Linked DNA regions of Homo sapiens: region 1 is linked to region 2. Evidence: chromatin contacts called from ENCODE Hi-C or POLR2A ChIA-PET data. All regions are on one chromosome and are shown on one strand. The core of a region is the stretch at or near the end of the contact, and the rest is flanking DNA. Distances in the headings are between cores, read along the strand shown. Region 1 holds the start of DPH2 (diphthamide biosynthesis 2). Region 2 overlaps ST3GAL3 (ST3 beta-galactoside alpha-2,3-sialyltransferase 3).

Region 1 (5,893 bases), core at 99-2,598, 130 kb before region 2:
GGAGCCTGGCAAAGCAGGAGCTCCCTCATCCCCAGGAGACTAAATATGACCCAGTAGGCTGGGGCCAAGCCCATATCAAGAGTTCTATGGATGGTATATGGAAATGGGGAAATTAAGGCATAAAGCAGTTGGCTCACCCTTTGTGCATACACAGGCAAAACCCCTTACCCAGGGCATGGGCACAGGCCGGCTCACTCAGCAGCACCACAGGCGCTTTGGGGTCTGGGTTCTGGGCCTCAAAGGCCTTGACACAGAGCTCCAAGGCCACAGAACGTTGACGAAGCACGAAGGCAACGGGCAGTGGGCGGGCTGGAGGGCTTAAGCAGGCAGGGCCAAAATGTATGAGAGCCTGAGCTCCAGCTTGCTCAGCACCCAGCACATCCACGCAGCAGCTGCAGGGAAGATAGCATCAGAGAAATGGGTTCTCTTCTGGAGGCGAGTTGCTGTCATCACTGGGAAATGTGGTCAGTGAATAAAATGGTTTCATTAAAGGAAGACATTGTCAATGAAAGGAGCTAGCATCAGAAGGGGAGTCATTACCATTATCATCAAGGAGAAACACCACCATTGAAGGCAATCACTGTCATAGACGTAAAACCCCATGAGCCCCGGATCCCCAGGCCTGGCCCACCTAAGGCCAAGTTCACACCTGCCGTAGGCTGTGTCACCCAGAATGAACATCTTTGACCCTGTCGTCTCCTCCAGTCGTGCAGCCACAGCCACAGCATCTCCCAATAGCTGGTCAGGGAACTGCAAGGCAACCTATAAGCATAAACCATGGAGTCAGGGACAGCCTCTCTCCCACTGAGGGCTTCTTTAAAGCAATCTTCCAGGAGCTCCCACTCAACCTTCAAAGCCCCTGGTCCCAGAGGGGCACTCTGCCCCACGTAGTAGGTGGAAGGGAGGGATGGTCAACGCGCTGCGGACAGACTGATTCCCCCACCCTCTCGCCCTCACAAAATCCCCCAAGATCCGGATCCTCTGGGCGACCCATCCCGACAGAGGCGAGCCACCCTTCCCTAAGTCTGTCCTCACTCGTTCACACCCCAGGTCGCGGACAAATCCAGCGACTCGCTCCAGCTCGTACACTCCGTCCAGGTCCGGAAGAGGAGTAAGCAGTCCTGGCACCCCGGTCTCTCGCTGCAGCGCCGCCTCGGCAGGGCTGCTAAACATCGACTCCATGAGGCACAGCTTGGGTGGTGGGATGCAGCGGGGACCTCCCTGGGACAGCTTCGGGGCCTGAGTCCTCTAGAGCAGCCCTCAGGGGGTCAAAATCGCCTTGTGGGGGTAGGGGGAATCACAGTCGGCCTTCAGCCGGTGAGTATCCCCTTCAGCCATCCTAACTACTGTTTCTCCGCTACACGTGGGACTACCGGGGAGGTTACTTCCGGGTTTTAGAGGCGTGGCTGATAGCGATTTTGCCAATCCTAAGTCAGCACAGCTCCCGCCCTCCAATCCCCGCCACCGCCCCGCACAGAGAACCAATGTTCAGCCTGAGTCCCAGGCCAGCCGGAAGTACATCGAGGAAGGCGCGGAGCCTTGTGGGCATTGTAGTTCCCCTGGCCTCCTCTCGGGCGCTGGGAGTCCGGTTCAGCCGACCCGCGGCCATCAGGAACACCGACTTCACTGTTAAGCATTTCACGTGCACTCTATCCTCTGGGCAGTATCACTGCATAATTCTTTCATTCATTCATTTTTTTTTTTTTTTGACAAGGTCTCGCTATGTTGCTTGGACTGGAGTGCAGTGGCGCGATCTCCACAACCTTCACCTCCTGGACTGAAGCCATCCTCCCACCTCTGCCTCTTGAGTAGTTGGGGCTACAGGCGCACCACCACATCCAGCTAATTTTTGTATTTTTTGTAGAGACAGGTTTTTGCCATGTTGCTCAGACTGGTCACAAACTCCTGAACTCAAGCAATCCACTCATCTCGGCCTCCCAAAATGCTGAGAGTACAGACGTGAGCCACCGTGCCCGGCTACACTGCATAATTTTAAACTTGGTGCCGACCGGCTCGGGTTTGAATATTGTGCTTGGTCACTTGCTACTGAGTATCTTAGGAATGTCCCTATGCCCATTTCCTTATCTGAAGAATGGGGAGTTGTGACAATAGTACCTCTTAATAAGATTGTTGTGAGGGTCTAATTAATTTATATACAAAACTTTACAAAGTAGTTCTTTGGATATCGCATGCAGTGAAAGCATTTGCTATTTAATCAGCCAAATACTGAGCACTTACTGTACATTAGGCACTTCATTTTTAGTGTTTACAGTCTTTGGAGTAAGAATTATCCCGAGTGGTACCAAGGACATGACTGGCACATCCTCAAGTCACAGGAGATGCTCTGCACAGCTCCAGCCATCCTCAAACACTGCTGCTTCCCAGCAATACCCCCAGTGCATACCACATAGACCTCTACCCTCCAGCCCCTCACATCCCCTCTACTCCCCATGTTTACTTATATGCAAACACCCCCACATGCAACATCACTTGAAATGCCCTCCTTACATACCTCTGTCAGATACGGAAACTGAGGTTCAAAGAGACTACTTGTGTAATAAGACACTAATTCTGTGGCACAACCAGCATCAAACCCGGATCTATTGAACAGGGAAGGAGTGGGATGAATGTGGGAGTAACGAGTTCCCCATCACCCACAAGGAGATTGAAAGCTCAAGGGTAAAAGTGGGGAGAACTCATTCTGCTCTTCAGATCTTACTGAGGAGAAGCCTGGGGTACCTGAGAGGCAGCCTAGGTGAAACTATAGCTGAGGAGACAGAAAGGGAGGCAACACTGCTAAGGGAGAAAAGCAAGAATAGGTCAGGAGCTGTCCCTGGTGCTGATTGATCCCTGACCATCCTGTGCTGGAGGTCCTGTGTAAGCGGGGAGCAGCGGACATATGGACAACCTTAGGTCCTACTTTCCTCTTTTCTCCTCTGCGGCTGAGATATCTTCTCTCCTTCACCTCCCTGCCACCCACCCACCCCCCAATACACACACACTCAGCCCCTTTCTATAGCCCTCCTCAACCATATGCAAGTTCGATGTTGTATAACTCCACACCAGAAACCCCTCCCGGAAGTCAAAACTCCACTCCATTTCTTCCTTCCTAAACGGACCCAGCCCTACCCCACTTGCAGCCCAAAGTCTCAAGTCCTCTACCTAGAAAGCCTACTATTCCTGTCAAAAACTTTCTCCATGCAGCCTTCCCTCACTTCCTACCATTCTCCATGGTAGCTATGGACTAGATCAACCTTTGTTCAGGGCAGAACGACGCAGGACAGAGCTAGGGGCCTAATATTCGGCGGTGTTGATTAAATAAATGTATGCATACATGCATGTTGGGATTAATTTAATGGGGATGGGGGGGTTGATGACACTACTGCAACCACCCCGCCCCAAGGACAATGACAGTATTCTGAAGGGCTCCAGCCTAGGTGGCTTGGCTACAGTAGTATCTCTTCCAACCTGGGAGCTAGAGGATGTTCCCACCATTCCCTCCCAAGGCCTGGGTCCAAGCATCCTCCCATCCTTCCCCCAGGCCTTCTGGACCCAGGCTTTCAGTTAGGTGGTGGTGACAGCAGAAAGGAGGCAGAGACAGCAGTGAGGGTCCAGGTTTACTCTTTGGGAATAGGGAAGGATGAAGAGAAGGGGTGGATGGGATGGGGGCACCCCTCAGTAGTCAGCTGTGTAATCTGTGCCATGGAGACCCCGGCACAGCAGTGTGAACTCCTTCACCATCTCCTTCACCCGCCTCTTGTTCACTCGCTCGCTGAAGGAGAAAAGGGAGAGCAGGTTAGCACCAGCCACCACCACTGCCCCCTCTCTGCCTGACCCCAGGCCCACCCCAGCTCTGCTCACCGAAGGATCTGCTGGCTGAAGGTATCCTTCTGTTCAGGGCTGAGGCGGGCAGAGGGGAAACCAGGTGGCTGCAGGGCCTCCTTGATCCACATGCTCAGGAGGCTGAAGCAGTGCTTGTTCAGGGCGAACAGGATATCGGCAAAGCAGTCCATGAGGCTGCGGGAGGCCTGGCCCCCAATGGCCTGAGGGAGAGGGGTTCTCAGCACACCAGGGTGTTGCCCCTTCCGCCGCTTCTGCAGCAAGAATGCCTAACTGCCCTCTGGACAGTTCCTAAGCCAAACTGCACATCACAGTGAGCGCTGCTTTTTGAGAGCCAGCTGATCCCCACAGCAATCCTAACAACTTTCAGGCATTTAATTGAAGAAGAAACAGAATCTGAGAGCTTAGGGGACCAAAGGCTCAAGCCTCCCAGAAGGCCAGCTGCCTCAGCAGTGAGGGGCCCTCACCCCCATCAAACCCCCCTTTGCTCCGTCTCACCTCCAGCACTGCTATGAGCAGCATACGACCGTCTTCCTGTACCACCTTTCCCACAGACTCTACTTCCCCACACCGAGGCAGCAGCTCTGTCTGCAGAGGATGGAGAGGCCCATCAGCCCAGCTCCTTCCCAGCTCTCCCTGAGGACAAGACCTGTACACCCCAGCCCTACTGTCTGAAGTCCTGGGCAGGGGAGGGCACTGGGGTGGCAGTGGGTCAGGGTTCAGCATGGGACTCACAAAGAAGCCACAGGAGGCCTTGACAGTAGGTGCCTCAGGGAACTTGAGGGCCAGCACAGCTGTGGGAAAGGCAGAGGCAGATCAGTTTAACGATCCTTCTAGGGGAGCCCCAGGCCCACCTGTCCATCTCGCCCCACTTACCACACTGGAACACAGCTTTGACATCCAATCGTTCACACAGGAACAAATCTGGCTTCCGCTTCAGAGCCTGCAGGAGGTGGAGCTGGTAAGCCCAGCCCCAGCCAGCTCCAAGGACCATCCCCCCCACTCACCTGCCACCCCAGCCCCCAACTTCACACCTCACAGGTAGAGGCTGCCAAAACCAGCTACCCAGCCATCTCTGGGGGACCCGGACCACCTCAGAGTTCAGTAGGTCAGGTGAGGACAGCTCAAGGGATGCTATGTACATGTATGTGTACATGAACACGCAGGTGTACGTGAGAGAGGTTGGGGGTGGGGATCATAATGCAGAAAGTTTGGGTTCCAGACACCTTTCCCTCCCCCTCCATCAGGGCCAGATGTCTCGCAGGCTCTAGGTTGCCAGCAGTGACTTCATGTTGATTCACAGAGGGAGTTAAGCACCCCCAGTTTGTGAACAGGGTAGCAGGAAGAAGAGATGGCAGCCAGACAGGGAGCCCTCAGCCCAACAGCCCTCCTCCCATGTCCCTCCTGTATTCCTGAGGCACCCTCCAGCTCCTGCTCAAAAAGAAGAAAAGTACAGCAGGAGCCTTGGAGCCTCAGCCCCATCTTTCACCCAGGGTACCCTGTGTCCAGGCCCTCTTCGGCCATACACACACCAAGGAGCCAGTGCTGCTGTGGGTGAGGGGGAAGAGATGAAGTGAAGGGGGCAGATGGCCTGCCCCGAGTGGTACCAGGACATGACTGGCACATCCTCAGGTCACAGGAGATGCTCTGCACAGCTCCAGTCATCCTCAAACACTGCTGCTCCCCAGCAATGCCCCCAGTGCATACCACATAGACCTCTACCCTCCAGCCCCTCACATCCCCTCTACCCCCCATGTTTACTCATGTGCAAACACCCCCACATGCACCATCACTTGAAATGCCCTCCTTACACACTTCTCTAACACCGCTAACATACACACACTCTCCCCATCTGGAACACACCCTCATTACACAGTCATACACCAAACACCTGCACATCCCCAAACCATGTCCACACACCTACACCCTCAGCCTTCCCACAGTCCCCCTGTGCACTCTTCCAACATACCCATCCACAAATACACATTCAGACACCCTCCGCATCAAAGATACACCTTTGAAAACACCCACACACATATCCATCCAGGCCCAG
Region 2 (6,437 bases), core at 343-2,842:
GCCACCAAAATCTCTGCACTATGCAGTCTAGAGAAGATCACAGCCAAAGAACAGGATATAGTCAGTGAATGGGCTCCGTGACTGCCGGGGCTGGAGGCCCTGCATGCTGGGGCACCTGAGTGAGCCCTGGCTGGCTGCCAGTTCTGAGTCCCCACCTCCTCCACCCCCACCCTTGGGCCTGCTGCCAAAACTCTGGTGCCCAGCTGCTCTACTGTGCTGGGGCCCTGTGGCAAGCCTACCCTCCAGGCTGCCTTCTGCAGGGTCTGGACTGGGTGGGTGTGGGGTGGTGGTACCAGAAATGATGATGCCACTGCCTAGTGTGTGTCATGTCTGATTCACCACAGACCCCTCGGGCCTAGCCCAGAGCCTTACACAGAGTAACTGCTCATTGAACACAAACTCATCTGATCAATGCACAATTTCTTTTAGAAATCTACATTTTCAAGCATCCCCCACCACGGAAATTCAAAGCCTGAAATGCAAATCTGAAGGCTGAGTGACAAGCCAAGGAGTTGGGACTTTATTTGGTAGGCAAAAGAAAGCCAAAAGTCTAACAAGAGAAAAACAATATTTTCTTATGTAAACAACTGTATTTTTGAAATGAAATATAAACCTCAGTGCAATTACAGAACTGACTAGAAGCTTTTTGACTAGGCACAGTGACAAAAACGTTCTAGATGTTTTCAGTTAGCTCTCTCAACAACTCTGTGAGTTGGTGCTATGAATTAATTTACACACAAGGCCTAGAAAGATGAAGAGACTAATCCAAGATCATACAAGTGGTAGACACTGGATTAGAACCCAAGGTCTCTAACACCAGTGGAGGAACTCTTAACAGGGCACTGCCACCAACACGGTCACGGAGGAAGGCACAGGACAGCACAGGAGTGGTCAACACAGTCAGACACGGGGTGGAGAAGACAGTCCAGAAGGCCTCACACAGCTTTGGTCTGCGGCAGTAAGGCATTTTGAGTCTCTTCATGTCCTGTCCCCAGTCCCCACCATCTGCTTGCCTGCCTTGTGCTGTGAGTTCCTGTGGTCTTTCTGAATTCCAGAAAGTTTCATAAACAGCAGAAAGATGGACAGCAGGTGCCCTTCTTAACACAGTGCAGTGCAGAAATAAATGAACAACAGACAGACCTTTGGCCACCTCTTTTCTCTCTAGTTTACCCCATCAACTTTTGGCAAGGTACTTAAAGAATAAGGGCTGTGGGACAGTCCAGGGGGCACAGGATCACGTCATCTACAATGGAGAGGGAGCTGGAGCCCAGCAGGCAAGGCAGGAGATACTGCTCTCTCCATGGCAGTGGAAGGCAGTCCAATATCAAGGATGATGGGCTCCAAATCAACCCCTCATTTAGAAAGCGACAGTAACTCCTAAAACGTACAACTCTGGGTACAGTGGGTCATGTCAAGTTATTACCAAATTAAAATGCCTTAGAAATGGCCTCCTGACTATCCCAGTGAGAGAAGAATAGGGGGAGTGTTGGGGATTCTGAGTCATCCAGCAGGCTGGGACCTCTGGGGCAGTTAGCGGTCAAAACCACCAAGATTAACGGTCGCCAACTCCCTGGGGCCAGAATAGTCAGTCTCTCTAAGGCACTCACACTCCAAATGCCAGCAGGCCCCCACAGATGTCTGATCAAATCACTCAGCCCTTGTTCTTCTCCTACTCTGCAGCTGGCCTTTCATTTTGGGAGATTTAGCATTAAACCCAGTAAGAGCACCCATTGTCCTGCAAACGTGACTACCAAGCCCCTGGGGTGAAGAGTGTTACCACTGCACTCACAAGAGGAAATCCAGATGGACAGGCTGGAGCCCCAAAGAAGGAACCAGACGCTTCCACTCTCCTGCTTCACTCAGAAGGACTGAGTTTAAGGAATCAGGCCAAGCAATGGGTCATAAATGGAAAAAGCATCAGATCTGGAATCAGAAACTGTCACAGAGGACACTGACAAGCAAGTGATGGAAAATCTGATTTTCAACTTCCCCATGTGCAGTGGAAACCATGTAATTCCAAGAATCGCATCAGGATGTGGTGAGGGAGCACATTTGGAGGGGACACACATGCTGTGTGACACGCGTGGCTGCCATAAGCGCCTGGCTCGGGTTCAGATCCAACCACAGGGAGAGTCACCACATGATATCTAGTGGGAGGGTGCCCTGGCTGACGTGTGTCTGAAGGATCAGCATTTGGGAGATGAGGAGTAGCACTGCAGGAGGCTGAAAGAGCAGGAGAGTGTGAGGCTGTGGTCAACGAAGTGTCTTAGGAAGGACGCAGAGACCAACTGCGTCACACACTGTGGAGGTCCAGTAAGGTGTGGCCACAGGACTAAATGCTGGATTCGGCAACAGGGAGGTCACCACCAACCTCAACAACAGCCATTCCACTGGAATGTGGAGGTGAAACTCGTTTCACTGGGTTTAAGAGAAAACAGGAAGAGACAAACTGAAGTCATGAAACACAGACTATTTTTAGGAGTTCTGCTACAAAGGAACAAAGAAATGGGGCAATAGCCGGAGCGGGGAAGCAGGGTAAAGTGTTTTTTGAGGTTAGGAAATATTTCCCCAAGTTTACAAGCTGGTTAGAATAAAAGAAAAACTCACAATGCAGTAGAGATAGGACAGTTGTAGGGAGAATGTTTCTTTTTGTTGTGTTTGTTTTCTGAGACGGGGTCTCACTCTGTTGCCCAGGCTGGAGTGTGGTGGCATGATCTCGGCTCACTGCAACCTCCACCTCCGAGGTCCAAGTGATTCTCCTGCCTCAGCCTCCCGAGAAGCTGAGGTTACAGGCGCCTGCCACCGCGCCCGGCTAATTTTTGCATTTTTAGTAGAGACAAGGTTTCACCATGTTGGCCAGGTTGGGGGAGAATGCCTGTGAGAAGGCGGAGGGGGAAAGGATCTAGCGCAAAACTGGAAGGGCTGGCCTTAGCTCTGCTCCCTTAGCCCGCCTTGGCCAGGGATGCCTATTTTCTAAGCACCACTTCCCTTGCGAACTTTCCATGATACTTCCCTTCTCAGGTAGAACCCATCCCCCTGTGGACCTGCGCCACCTAGGGCAGACCTTCATCTTCACTTGCTCACTTGTTCCCCCATTCTCCTACCGCCTTCCCCTTTCTGCCTCTCATTTCCACAGGCAACAAATATTTAGAGACAATAGAGTCACTCTGCTTGGATTTTTATCCTGGCTCTCTTAATAGCTGTGTGATTTGGGGCATGTCTTTTAAATTGTTTTGTGCCCTTAATTTGCACATCTTTAAAAGTGGGATTATACTAGTACTTACTTTATAAAATTTTTTTGTTAAGAGTTATGCTGAGAAAGAAGGGCTGGCACTGAGTACGGTGTCTGGCCCCTCGCTGGTGCTCAGTACATGCTAACTAACTGGCCTGGGATTAAGGATACAATGATGACTAGGACATAGTTAAGGCCTAGCATTACACTCCATTACACTGAAGAGTAATTGTCCATTTAAATATCTTTCTCTCATAGAATATGATCATTTTAGCAAAGCATGTATGGCACAGAATATACAAGTACCCAATAAAATGCTGGACTGAAATCAGTTGGTTACCTTGCCTTGGAAGGTTAATCAACAGGAAGTGTAAGGGGGAAGTGGGGTGATGGCCAGGGAAACTGGGGAAGAGTCATTGACAGTGATTCCTGAGGACTCTACAGATCAGTGATGGACATTGTGTAACCATCAGTCTAGTTTCTAGAACCATCTCAGAGAGGACTGGACTCAGATCAGCCCCTACCATGCCTGCTCCCTCGTTTCATGTGCTAATTTAGTTTAAAGCATTCCTTATGAGAAAAGAAGACCATGTAGGCAGCACTTAGCACACTGCCTAACAACCCAGCAGCTTAATCAAAGCCAGTGTTACCATGCTAGGGGGACATGCATGAGCGTGCAGATGAGCCTCTCTACACAGAGCTCTTTCCATCCACAGAGGAGGGAATTCTTCAATTCCATCTTCTACCTTCCTCATGAGGATGCCTTTCTCCAAGTACTAGAGAGTTGTTTCTGGGATAATGACATGAGGAGGGAAATGGCAGAAGCAGCTTCGCCTAGCTTGAGTAATCCTATTCTGTCATTAAATATTTTCACTTTAATTTTTTTTTTGAAATAGCCTTTACTGCCATAGATCCTCTCAAGCCCCAAGATGGAAATGTTTCTCCTTAAGGACAACTTCTGTCTCCTCTGACTGCCACCTGTCTGACCTGTTACTCCAAGGTCTGCTGGGTCTTGCTTGCATTGTCACCAGTTTCATCATCTACCCACATGTGGGCTGTGCCAATCCATTCTACCCTAGACATCACTGACTCTTTGCTCTTTGTGGCTTCCAATGTAGACTCAGGTTTCTCTACAGCTTTTGCCATCATGATACGTGTACAGCCATCTACGACAAATGCTGAAGCACTGTCAAATGTCTTCTATCACTTTAAGAAAAAAGGGACTGCTTGATCTGAGCCATCTGAAACTTGTGGTATTTCTCAGCTCCGGAGGCCCTGCCTTTCTGCTCTTGCTGCTAGGCACTGCAATACCTTTTCATCAAACCAGGCCACCTTCCTATTTGATCAGTGATTGTGGAGCTGACATTAACTCCAGGTTACATTTGTCTCCAGAGCCTTGTAATTTATTTCCTCTTAGCTGGAGGGATGCTCCCCACTAAGTTCTCCAAGTGCTTCAACAGACAATTTTCACGGAGGCACTCCACCAGAGATCTGCTGTGACTCTCCAATTCAATTTTGCTTCCACACTTTATTTCCTTAAAAATAAAAACACATCCTCTTTCTGGGTGGTAGTGAAAGACACAAGAGAAGTAACATTCACTGAGCACAAACCAGGCACCAGACAGCGGATCTAATGATCTAATTCAGCTTTACAACAATCCTCTACAAAGTAGTACCTCCCTTAGACCCAGGCATATGGGGCTGAAGGAGTCCAGGAGAAGCCATGGTTAGAAGATGCACTGTTCTGTTTACACTATAAAATGTCAAATGATACATTTAATATGACCAGAAAACAAATTACCATTTACACTTTCCCTGCACTCTCTGACACTGGTGTGTGTTCATGACCAACAAAGCAGTCCCATCTTTGAGATACTCCCAGGTCTCAGGAAGGATAGCGCAGCCTCATGAAATGATGTATCCAGCATGAGCTGAATGGTACTGGAGAAATGAAGGGAGAAGATCACTGTTTCCACAAAACAGTTTCCAAAAAGCCATGGCATTGAGTACTAATAATACAGATACTTGTTGTTTGTGGCAGGAGATATGAAACTTTCCAGCAATGATACATTTGACAATAGAAAACACAGAGATGGTTCCTGAACCTGAACAGAAAGAGTTGGTGGTGTCTGGGTAGCAAAAGGAATTTTCATATGCACTGATTGGATAACAAATACATAAGTATCTCTTCTCTACCCATTGTTCTAAATCCTTAGTAAGTCAATATATCATACATGGACCCATCAACTGGTTTATACAGGCAGAGGCCTTGCAAAACGTTATTTGGCCAGGGCCCTGTCTACCTTTGGAGCAGTCCTACTCTAAGGTAAGTATTATTTTCATTTTTGACAAGAGAAAACTGACTCCAAAACTCTCTCCTGTTCTTCCCAAAGCCCCTACTTTCTATGATGTAAAGTGTAATCAGCTTAAGGTAAGAAGATTGGAGTTTAAGCCACCAGTTCTACTTACTAGGTGTGCAACCTCAGGTAAGACACAACTGGTTTCCTTAACTCTTAAAATAGCTATAGTAATGCACATTTTATAGGGCTGATGGGAAGATCAGTGAATACCTACAGCAATGTGGGTCACAGTGCCCTTTGAAAGGTTATACAAATATTAGTCACTGTTCCTACTGTTTTAATGTTTGACTTCTGCTTTTACTATTCCTTCTAGATTCATCTGAATTATTATCATAGTTTCAATAATTTAAGAAGGAAAATAACTGCTCATTTATTTTTCTTATTTGGATTCTTCTCTCTCATTCAACTGGCTGTCCATAAATGTATGCCTATTGGGCAGGGAGGTCAAGAGACTTCAGGGGACAGAAAGGGAGGGCCACTAAAACAATTCCATCATCTATGTGCAGGAACTTGTTATAAACTAGCATCCTAGCACTTATGTGAGCCCAGTGGAAGGGCTATATCTCATAAAATTTGTAGTTAAAATCACAGTCAAATCCTCTGTTCAATTCTTCTATAGGTCCCCAGTATAAGATAGAGGTCACTATCATGATTTCCAGATAACATTGTCCCTAAATCCACTAAGTCCAGGCTCTCAAAGCAGGTGTCACAGTTCAGGGGCTATGTAATAGAGGTTAGAGTTATTCAAAGCCACAGTACAAACCAGTGTATCTTCCTGGAGCAATACATGTACTTGAAGATATGAGGAAGAATGTATTAAGAAAACACATACATACTATGGTATA

What was found. A loop is a pair of places that touch in the nucleus more often than their neighbours do. ChIA-PET counts read pairs that join two places held with the same protein, here RNA polymerase II (POLR2A). Pooled maps may share reads with other maps.
Region 1: a pooled map shows a loop between it and region 2 (2.8-fold over the local background). The contact joins the promoter of DPH2 here to the enhancer-like site in region 2. A Hi-C loop is called at or near these places in 3 of 50 pooled maps. POLR2A ChIA-PET finds 5 or more read pairs at or near these places in 4 of 52 experiments (AG04449, H1, MCF 10A and 1 more).

The regions. Positions count from the first base shown.
Region 1 is chr1:43,965,465-43,971,357 of GRCh38, reverse strand. It overlaps DPH2 (diphthamide biosynthesis 2), which reads right to left and starts at 1,348. Exons shown (of 6, transcript NM_001384.5): 1 at 1,036-1,348; 2 at 650-762; 3 at 169-392. The coding sequence starts at 1,182. It overlaps IPO13 (importin 13), which reads right to left. Exons shown (of 20, transcript NM_014652.4): 16 at 4,717-4,783; 17 at 4,576-4,634; 18 at 4,339-4,428; 19 at 3,862-4,043; 20 at 3,336-3,772. The coding sequence ends at 3,676. RefSeq lists enhancers at 1-5, 6-552, 1,038-1,317.
Region 2 is chr1:43,830,391-43,836,827 of GRCh38, reverse strand. All of the region lies in intron 4 of ST3GAL3 (ST3 beta-galactoside alpha-2,3-sialyltransferase 3), which reads right to left. Among named protein-coding and RNA genes, the nearest start is that of MIR6079, 5.0 kb to the left of the region's middle. RefSeq lists enhancers at 1,126-1,893, 1,894-2,661. Within about 2 kb of position 1,592, at least 19 of the 41 ENCODE cell types and tissues checked have a DNase peak (open chromatin) inside an H3K27ac peak, as active enhancers do.